Regions from separate parts of the Homo sapiens genome. Here region 2 is linked to region 1. The links are chromatin loops, found by intact Hi-C in ENCODE. Cell type or tissue: gastrocnemius medialis. All regions are shown on one strand.

The links. A loop is a pair of places that touch in the nucleus more often than their neighbours do. Peaks named below come from ENCODE experiments on the same cell type or tissue, not always from the same donor. Only the 100,000 strongest peaks of a DNase experiment are listed, where the experiment ranks them.
Region 2: it touches region 1 in a loop (4-fold over the local background); 9 of 110 quality-filtered maps call a loop at or near these places.

What each region holds. Positions count from the first base shown.
Region 1 is chr16:1,425,929-1,430,928 of GRCh38, forward strand. It overlaps LOC105371044 (a long non-coding RNA gene), which reads right to left and starts at 2,831. Exons shown (of 2, transcript XR_932996.3): 1 at 2,484-2,831; 2 at 1-2,353. RefSeq lists silencers at 2,754-2,913, 2,944-2,993 and an enhancer at 3,946-5,000. In gastrocnemius medialis, a CTCF peak has its summit at 2,786; no DNase peak of the experiment used is centred here.
Region 2 is chr16:1,760,433-1,765,432 of GRCh38, forward strand. MAPK8IP3 (mitogen-activated protein kinase 8 interacting protein 3) reads left to right here. Exons shown (of 32, transcript NM_001318852.2): 12 at 1-100; 13 at 792-873; 14 at 1,919-2,049; 15 at 2,243-2,299; 16 at 2,404-2,574; 17 at 3,225-3,351; 18 at 3,683-3,778; 19 at 3,869-4,027; 20 at 4,581-4,746. Among named protein-coding and RNA genes, the nearest start is that of NME3, 8.6 kb to the right of the region's middle. RefSeq lists a silencer at 61-231 and an enhancer at 3,695-4,409. In gastrocnemius medialis, no CTCF peak of the experiment used is centred here; no DNase peak of the experiment used is centred here.

The DNA.
Region 1 (5,000 bases):
ACCAGTTCTGTTCCCCCAGGAACTCTTGGCATCAAGGCCAGGAAGGGGGGCTGGAGGTGTCCTGAGCTCAGCAACACCTGGGCGGCCTGGCCCCAGACTGTGTTTGGGGCTGCTGTGTCAACAGAGGCACCTGTTTGCCCAGGTCCTCCTCAACGGGCCCTGCCCCACCTGTTCTACCCCAGAACCCCACCTGGAATCACTGCCAAACCAGTCCCCCTGTAGGGACCTGGGAGCACCCACTGTTGTGGGAGGAGGGGGCTCAAAGTGTGGTTGGGGAGGACTGGTCAGCCTCATCCTGGTGTGCAGCCCAGGGGGGCTTCCTGAAGGAGGTGGAAATCGAAGGGCCCTCTGGTTAGCCATGGAGCCTTTGGGTTGGGCTGGTGCACCTTCCTGGTTGTTGTGGTTTTGGGCAGTTGCGCACAAGCTGCCCCAGGACAGCAGAGTCAGGGGCAGAGCTGGAAGGTACAGGCAGGGGCTGAGGCTTCACTCGGGGGGCGGGCCAGCCTCTGAGGGGCCAGGCCACCAAGTTAATCTCAGTCTCAAACAGAAATGAGACACCTGGGAAGAGTGTGAAATGGGCATCCCCCGTCCCACTCAGCCCACTGTGAGGACTGGAAGACGCCACCCCGGGTTCAGCAGTGCCCCAAATTCACGTCCCCTCAGAACACAAGAACTTGACCTTGTCTGGAAACAGGGTCTTTGCCAATGTCATTAGTTAAGACGAGGCCCTTCTGGACCAGGGTGGGCCCTAAATCTAACGACACTTCTACTAACGACTAAATCTACTATCTCTTCTAACGACTAAATCTAATGTAACACTTTGGAGGAGCTGGGACTCCAGGCGTGAGCGCACCGCCGGCTCCCGTGGTGCCCATCTGCCCCCAGTGGCCATTGACTGGTGGGCGTTGACTCCCTCCCGCCCCCCGAATGCTGTGTGTCTGCTTGACCCCGGGTGGGAAAAGCCACAGCCGGATGTGCCGGGGCGCCTGTGTCCCCGGGGCCCTGCTCTCCTTGGTGAGTCCATGTGGAGCTGGCACTGGCCCTGCCCAGAAAGCTGCTGTCATCCTCCCCCTCCCCCAGGGACGTAAACCAACACCTCGGCCTTCATTATCTCAAAGCACACAGAGAAATTTCGTGGGAGGCCTAATGTCCCGCTAATGGGCGGCGGAGGCTGCAGCCCTCGTGTGCCTAATGGCGGGTGACTAGCCGCAGAGCCTCTTGAGAGCTGGCATATTGGAGCTATTGATTTTCTCCAGGAAGATCAATCTGGGGTCCGTGGGCACAGCAGGCATGCTGCACTCGGAAGGGCAGCGCCTTCCTCCCAGGCCTGAGGCCCCACAGCAAGGGTGGGAGCCGGCGGGGCTGTGGGCCGGGAGCTCGGTTGGGCCCGATGCTGCCCCCCGACGAGAGGCGCGCTGGCCGCAGATGCTGGAAGACGCCCGGGCCCAGCCCCACTGCCGGGGCCTCCTGTGCTCCTCGGCCTGGCCCCGGCCGCCCCCCCCACCCCAGGCAGGACACAGGCAGGCAGTGGTGTGGGACGTGCATTTCTCCACCATCCCAGATGCCCCAGAGGCTGCTGCCCCACCCAGCCTCACCAGAAACCGCAGTCACCTCCTCCTGAAGGCCTCCTGAGTCTCAGAACTCAGGGGTAGGGGGCTAATTAGCGAGGAGCTAATTCATCCACCCGTCCCCCAGGGGGTCCCCATATCCCACCCTCGCCCCTCCGGCCACCCCTGGGTTCCCCTTCGCTGCCTGCTTGGACCGGTGCAGTGGCACTGTCACCCCTGAGCCTCAGGCCAGCTCCCCGGGTGTCCATGACAGTCCCACACTGCTCTGCCCCAGCACCTCCTCCCAAATGCCTGTCTGCTCCGGTTTGCGCCCACTCTAGAATTTTCCATTCCAGACTAGGGTTTTCTCTGTGGTCTCCTGTCAGGCAGAGACGAGCATCCAGACAGCTCCGGGACAGGTGGGGTCACGGGCGGGGTCACAGGCAGGCCCCCAGCACCCGAGTCAGAGGACAGCGGGAAAACCCAGGGCCCTGGGGCGGGAGAAGCGTGCGGCCTTGCTGGGGAAGCAGGTCACCCCTCTGAGGCTTTCTCTCCAGGGGCGGGGGAAGCGCCGAGGTTCAGGCAGCCACGGCTCACCCCCCTCCAGCATCCAGAGGCTCCCGCGTCCCGGCTCCTGGCCGCTGCCTCCAGCTCCAAAGCCAGCAGCGTGGCCTCTTCCATCCTCTCAGCCTCCTGCCTCCCTCCAACAAGGATCCACCAGGTGACCGCCTGTCTCCAGGTCCTTCGCTTAGCCACGCCCGCCGTCCCTCAGCTGTGTCGGTGCTGGGGGTTCGGGCGCGGACGTCCTGGGGCCATCACAGGGCCGGTGTTTCCAGGCTGTCCGCTCCGCGGGAACCCCTTCCGCTTCCCGAGGGCAATGCCCGCCGAGCCCCCGCACACGCCTCCTTCACGAGGGGCTGGGTCTCATTTCCTCACCCTTGGCGTCCAGGACAGTGACCAGCACCGACGAGGCCGAGCTGAGGTCCACCTGCGCCCGAAGCCTGGGCTGGCCATTTCCTGCCGCCCGCGCCTTTCAGGACAGAACACAGGGGCCCAGAGGCCCTTCTGGGTCCTCCACTGGAGTTCCCTCGGGGCCCCGGCTGACCCCATCCCTGCTGAGACCCGCAAGATGGAGGCCTGCAGTGCCCAGACCCCAGGCCGGGTTGGCTCCCGCCCTTCCCTCCGCAGGCCCCGGCCATTCCACAGCATGCGGCAGAGGGCGCCGCAGCCACTGCCAGGAGCGGCAGAACCCCCACCCTCTGCAGGTCCGGCCCCGGGGTTCTGAGCCACGAGGGCGGGCGCACCCAGGGCCCCCGGCCGGAAGCTCCCCGGGTCGGGAGGGCCAGGGGCTGTATCTGGTCAGAGATGGGGGCCTAGGGCCCTGAACCCCAGGCAGCCGCAGGTCCTCAGCCACAGCTGGATCAGAGGGGAGCTGGTGAGGCTGGCAAAGCCCCCCACAGCCAGGGCCTGGCCAAGCATCCTCAGACCCTGGAGTCTCAGGGCGGCCCCCATGAAGCCAGGGACAGAGGCCCCTACATGGTTTGGACACTCAGGGCTGAATACGGCCAGATGCACCTCACCTGGGGCATGGGCTCCCTGGGCTGTGGGCTCCCTGGGCTATGGGGTCACCTGGCTGTGGGTCACTGGGCTATGGGGTCACCTGGCTGTGGGGTCGCTGGGCTGTGGGCTCACTGGGCTATGGGGTCACCTGGGCTGTGAGCTCACCGGGGCGTCGGCTCGGCTTCTGCCTGTGAAGGAGCAGTAAGGAGAAGCCGTAACTGGTGGCTGTGCCGATGCTGTCCCTGTCCCCACTCCCAGCAGCCTTTCCTGGGACCTGCAGGTGACCCCACCCCTCACCATGAGACCCATGTGGAGGCCGCCGGCCTGCCCTCTGCAGAATCTTACTCTTAAGTTTGAACTTTTCGTTTCCTGTCCCTTCCCTGGAAGCTGGGGGTCCTGACTGCAGCCCCGGACACTGGGTGATTGCATTGACTGCCTGAGGCCCCCTGGGATCTCCTGCCCTCCGGGTGCCCAAGAAATCAAGGCGGGGCCAGAGGTCCCCAGGTGCAGACAAGGGCTGGGCCTGTGTCCAAATCTCTGTGTGTTGGATGTCACTGGGTGAGAGGAGCTGGTCTCCCATCTGACTGGGGGACGCCTGGAGCGTAGGGGTGAGGACCGGGGTGGGGGGTAGCATCCAGAACCCTCCTGGCCCCTGGAAGGTGAAGGCCCAGGAGCTGGGGGCTCGGGACAGGGGGTGCTGGGGCCAGGCCAGGCTGGGGGCTGCTGTCCCGTCCTCAGAGCCAGAGTCCCTGGGAAGGACACTGTGGAGTCCTCCCAACCTGGGCCACTTGGGGCTGCTCTGGGGAGTACAGTGCCAAGCGGGGGCACACCTGGCGAATGCCAAGGTCAGGGACAGTCACATGCGGGTGGCGCCTGTGCGACCTGAGCCATGTCCCCACAATGCGTGTCTACCTTGAGTCTCCGAATGGGACCTCATTTGGAAACGGGCACCCTGCAAGTGTAACTGGTGAAGCTGAGGGCACACTGGGTGGGCGTTGGCCCTAAATTCAGGGACGGGGTCCCCCTAGGAGGGCAGAGGACACACACAGGGAAGACCCCGTGAGGACAGAGGCAGAGACTGGGGAGACGCAACCACGAGGCAAGGAGCCACTCCTGGAGGCCCTGGACCAGGACCTCTGGCCTCCTGACCTGTGTTCCAGGCTGCCTGAGTTGTGGTCATTGTCACAGCAGTCCAAGGAAGCTAACATGGCCCCCACAGTGGACCAGCTGGGGCCACCCAGGAAGAGCCAGGGAGTCGGTGGGAGCGGCAGAAGCCCTTGGGGACGCTTCTGGGGGAGGCTTTCCTGGGAGCAGTAGGTGAAGGGAGGGTTCCCAGCCCCCCATTTCCCACCCCAGGGGTGGCTGCAGCTGAGGAAGGAAGGCCCCTGGGAAGAAGCCTGGGGAAGAAGGGGGTTCCGCCATTAAGGATCAATTGCAAACACCTCTGAGCTCTGGGCAGGTGGGCGGCAGCAGCCCAGCAGGCGTCCTGGTAACCACTGGGCCAGTGGAGATGGTCATGGCTGTCCGGGAGGTCCCGATGGCCGAGGGAGCTGGGCAGGTGCTCCAGGAGCCCCACCTGCAGCCCACACACCGGGCCCTGGCTGGGGGTCCCTGGGACCTCGCTTCCTTCCCCTCCCCCTTCCCCAGGGTCCTCCTGCGGCCGGGAGTGCTGTTCACCCCGCTGGCTGCAGAGGCAGGATGTCCTCTAGAGAGGCCTACTCCAGAACTCAAAATAGCATGAAATTTAATTTTCCGCTTATTTGACAAGGCTGGGTCCGGGCCCCAGTCCACAGCAGAGATAAGGGTCCCGGGGCCCGGGGGCGAGCCAGCTGCGCCTGCACAAACACTCCACGGTCCCCAGGCAGGCCGCGTGCAGGTGAGGCGGGGGGCGTG
Region 2 (5,000 bases), 330 kb after region 1:
CCGGGGAGCAGGAGGTGCTGAGGGGCGAGTTGGAGGCTGCTAAGCAGGCCAAAGTCAAGCTGGAAAACCGTATCAAGGAGCTGGAAGAGGAACTGAAAAGGTGAGGGCAGGGCATGGAAAGCTGGTCAGAGAGGGACCCCGGCCTCAGGGCTCTGGAGTGGCTGCCTCCTCCAGTGCCTGCTCTCCAGCCTGAGCGGCTCTGTGCATAGCCTACCTACCTCCAGCTCCAGCTCACAGCCACTCCACCCCAACCAGCAGAGTGGGGCCGTGGTCTCCTCCTGAGCCTCCTACAGCACACGCTGGGCCTGTCTCACGCGTTCCTTCTCTGCACAGCTCCCACCATCCCACTCCTCCAGCCCTTTGATCAGCCAAGGTTTGGCCACGGCCCCCGGAGAGCTGTATGTTGGGGCTCCAGCCCTTCTCTGATGGACAGAGGAGGTGTGGGCGCTCCGAGACCATGCCTCTGCCTAAGAAGGGACCCAGATCTGCTCTGGGTTTGCCAAAGCCAGGGCCCCTCTGCTTTGCTCCCCCTCCGCATTCCCGGGCAGCCAGGATGGACGGCTGGGCTTCAGAGCACTCATGCAGCAGTGGCTCAGGGCCACCTGTCCCCAGGGAACTGGAAGAAGCGTTCAGGGCCCTGAACCAAACGGCTGCTGAAGGGGTCCCTGTGGGGAGAGCCCCCAGCCCTGCACAGAGGCAAGGACACAGGTTCGGGGCGGGCACTGCCCGCTATGTGTTCCCGAGGCCCCTGGGAGGCCCTCACCCTCCCTGCCTCCTTCCCCTTCCCACAGAGTGAAGTCCGAGGCCATCATCGCCCGCCGTGAACCCAAAGAAGAGGCGGAGGATGTAAGCAGCTATCTCTGTACAGAATCGGTACATCCACTCTTCACTCTTCACATGCGGGGCGTCCACCATTCACTTTTCACAGGCGGGGCGGCCACCGTTCACCATTCACACACAGGGTGACCACCATTCACCATTCACAGGCAGAGCGGCCACCATTCACCATTCACAGGCAGAGCGGCCACCATTCACCATTCACAGGCGGGGCGGCCACCATTCACCATTCACAGGCGGGGCGGCCACCATTCACCATTCACAGGCAGGGCGGCCGCCATTCACCATTCACACACAGGGCGACCACCATTCACCATTCACAGGCAGAGCGGCCACCATTCACCATTCACAGGCGGGGCGGCCACCATTCACCATTCACAGGCGGGGCGGCCACCATTCACCATTCACAGGCGGGGCGGCCACCATTCACCATTCCCAGGCGGGGCGGCCACTGTTCCCACACATTCACACGCCGGGTGACCACTGTTCATACGCATTCACACGTGGGGCAGCCATCATTCCCACACATTCACACGCTGGGCGGCCACCATTCACCATTCACCATTCACACACAGTATATCCTACTATTCACACTCGGGGCATGGGGATGCGGGGTGCCTCCCGGGGACTCACCGGCGCTTCTGTCTCTGTACAGAATCAGTATATCCCACAATTCACATGCAGGGCTGGGGTGGGCACGGGCAGGGGGCCCAGGCGGGCTCCTGGGGACTCGCCGGCTGTTCTGGGCTGACAGCTCTCCCACCCCTCCTGGGTGACACCTGACCCCAGCGGCATCATCTGCCACCCCACTCCTGAGACCACATGGAGTCAGAATCAGGCCCTTGGGCAGGACCACAGCCCTGGCAGGATGCCGGGTCCCCTGTCAGCACCCAAGTCCTGGTGCATGCCTTTTGTATGGTTCCCCTCCCCGCTTGCCGACACCCCTCCACACCGCTTCTTGCCTGAGGATCTGAAGGAAATTGGCACTGAGATCCACCTATACGTGTAGGCACCCCAGGAGGAAGCAGGTGTCACCCGGCCTCCGAGGGCTGGCTGAGCCTCTGTGCCCCTCCCTCCGCAGGACAAAATCCCCATGGCCCAGCGCCGCCGCTTCACGCGGGTGGAGATGGCCCGTGTGCTCATGGAGCGGAACCAGTACAAGGAGCGGCTGATGGAGCTGCAGGAGGCTGTGCGGTGGACTGAGATGATCAGGTGGGAGTTGCGGCCACCCCAGGAGGGGCTGCGGGATCATCCCTGACGGCAGGACTGCGGCTCCCTCCTCTGCACCTCCCTGTCTTCTGGGGGGACTGAAGTGCGCTGGGTGCTTCCTGGCGGGAGCCAGAGAGTCGCAGGTAAGGGAGGCGTGAGGGCACTAGCAGGTTGCTCCCTGTGCCCTCCCCTGCAGAGCGTCCCGAGAGCACCCATCCGTCCAGGAGAAGAAGAAGTCGACCATCTGGCAGTTGTAAGCTGGGGGCCCCTGGGGGATGTGGGCAGCAGCTGCAGGGGAAGGGGCAGGGAGGTTCCCTGGTCCTCTGCCCACCCCTCACCTCCCTGTGCCTCTGGCAGCTTCAGCCGCCTCTTCAGCTCTTCCTCCAGCCCCCCTCCGGCCAAGCGCCCCTATCCCTCGGTGAACATCCACTACAAGTCACCCACCACTGCCGGCTTCAGCCAGCGCCGCAACCATGCCATGTGCCCGATCTCGGCAGGCAGCCGGCCCCTGGAATTCTTCCCTGACGAGTGAGTGTCCCGCAGCCCCCACTTGTGGCCTGCAATGGGGTTGGGGAGGCCCTGTCCTGAGGCTCCTCCCCTCCAGGCCCTGAAGCGGGACTTTGAGGGCAGCCTCCACCTTGCTGGCCACATGCCAGGGGCCGTGACCTCTCCCTGCACACTGCCTGCCCCTCCCTGCAGCGGGGAGCTGGGCTGCTTTGGCTCCACGGTATTTGGTTCAGGATGTCCCTTGGCAGAGGCTGTGCCCACCAACAGTCAGGGGGCTGTGCTGGGCTCCACGGTGGCCTCTGCAGCAAGGAGCCGTTTCAGGCGTCTGTCCAGCAGGGAGTCGCTGGTCATGCCTGTGCCCCGGCGGCACTCCAGGTCCCGGTCTGTGGAACCCTCAGTGACTGTGGCAGCAGAGCAGCCTCTGGGTCGAGCAGGGGCCAGCTGTGGCCTCCAAGCCCAGGGGCATAGCCGGTGCCAGGAAAGCCACCCTTCCCAGCTGGGCACCCAGTGCCGGGAAAGCCACCCTTCCCAGCTGGGCACCCGGTGGCCGGGAAAAGGCGAGGATGGGCCCAGGCGGGCCTCCCTGCCGTGACCTCCCCCAGGACAAGCCTGGGGCACTGTGGGGGCCGCTCACCCTGGACAGAGACATCACCCATCATTCTTCCACTCAGCGACTGCACGTCCTCCGCCCGTCGAGAGCAGAAGCGCGAGCAGTACCGCCAGGTGCGTGAGCACGTGCGTAACGACGACGGCCGTCTGCAGGCCTGCGGCTGGAGCCTGCCCGCCAAGTACAAGCAGGTGCGGGCGGGCGCTGCGGGGACCGGGCGGGGCCCCGCAGAGGCGGGGCGGGGGTAAGGGGCGGGGCGCTGTGGGGCGGGGAGAGGGCGGGGCAGTGCTAGGGGGTGGGAGAGGACGGCGGGTGGGGCGGGGCCTGGCAGGTTCCTAGTGAGCCTCCTGGGCAGGGGTCTGGAGGGTCGGAGAAGGAGCCCCGCGGCTCCCACGCCCCCACCTGCCTCCAGTCTTGAAGTGGCTGTGCCGCCAGAAGCTGGCAGCCCTACCTGTCTCAGATTTCTGGAGGGATGGGTAGGAGCCAGGGTTCGTGCCCACGGCGCCTCCCTGCTCCCTGCAGCTGAGTCCCAACGGGGGCCAGGAGGACACGCGGATGAAGAACGTGCCGGTGCCGGTGTACTGCCGCCCTCTGGTGGAGAAGGACCCCACCATGAAGGTGAGCCCGCGAGGACCCCGCTCAGGCTGGCTGGGCGAGCGGGAGGCTGGGGAGTGCCGGTGACACCCGACCTCGGCCCTGCCCTTGCAGCTGTGGTGTGCCGCGGGCGTCAACCTGAGCGGGTGGAGGCCCAATGAGGACGACGCTGGGAATGGAGTCAAGCCAGCGCCAGGCCGCGATCCCCTGACCTGCGACCGCGAAGGAGACGGCGAGCCCAAGAGCGCCCACACGTCTCCCGAGAAGAAGAAGGTGAGCATGGCCGAGGCCACCGGGCACCCTCCCTGGCTTAGTCTCAGGACAGCTCAGCTGCAGAGCATGCTGGGAGTGAGACACAGGACAGCTGGGGACAGCACCCGGAAGCAGGGCAGCGCAGGGGCTCCTAGACTGCGGGAAGCAGTGTCTTCCCTCACCAGGACTGAGCCGCCTTCTGGGTTTTCAGTTTTCACCCCCCAGGTGGCCTGGAGTGGGCCTGCACTGGGCTGCAGGGGTCAGGCAGGCAGCAGGCACAGAGGAGCCCAGGAGCGGCAGAGCTTGCCTCCCAGTGGTGGGAGGCTTAGTTTTATGCCCAGCTTGGGCCTCTTGGAGCTCAGGGGCCTCTTCTGTGGAGGCGAAACCGTGTCTGTGAGTGCTTTAGAGTGCAGTCCTGAGTCCGCATTGTTCTGGTCCTGGGGGAGGACAGCCATGTCCCCTCAAGCTGTAGTCAAGGCTGGATCCTGACAGATTCTGGGAGCCCCATGGCCCTGTGCTGCCACCGGGTAGCCTCAAGCTCGGGCTCTGACCTTGATCCCGTGCCCTGAAACAGGCCAAGGAGCTCCCTGAAATGGACGCCACCTCCAGCCGGGTGTGGATCCTGACCAGCACCCTGACCACCAGCAAGGTGGTGATCATCGACGCCAACCAGCCGGGCACGGTGGTGGACCAGTTCACCGTCTGCAACGCGCACGTGCTGTGCATCTCCAGCATCCCCGGTGAGCAGCTGGAGTGGGCGTTTCCACTCGGGCGCCACTCCCTTTTACTAGCAAGCTAAGTAAAAGCCCTGCCACACAGCAGCTGCCTTCTCGGGGTGTCCTGTGGACACGGGAATGTGGCAGTGGACGGTGGGAGGGGCAGCACCCAGTCAAGTGAGGCCCTGGGCCCTGTTTCTGGGAGGAAGCTCGCGGCAGCCTCGGCCTCTTCTCCCTACCTACTCAGGACCCCACGCTTACCTGGTTAGAGGGTGACG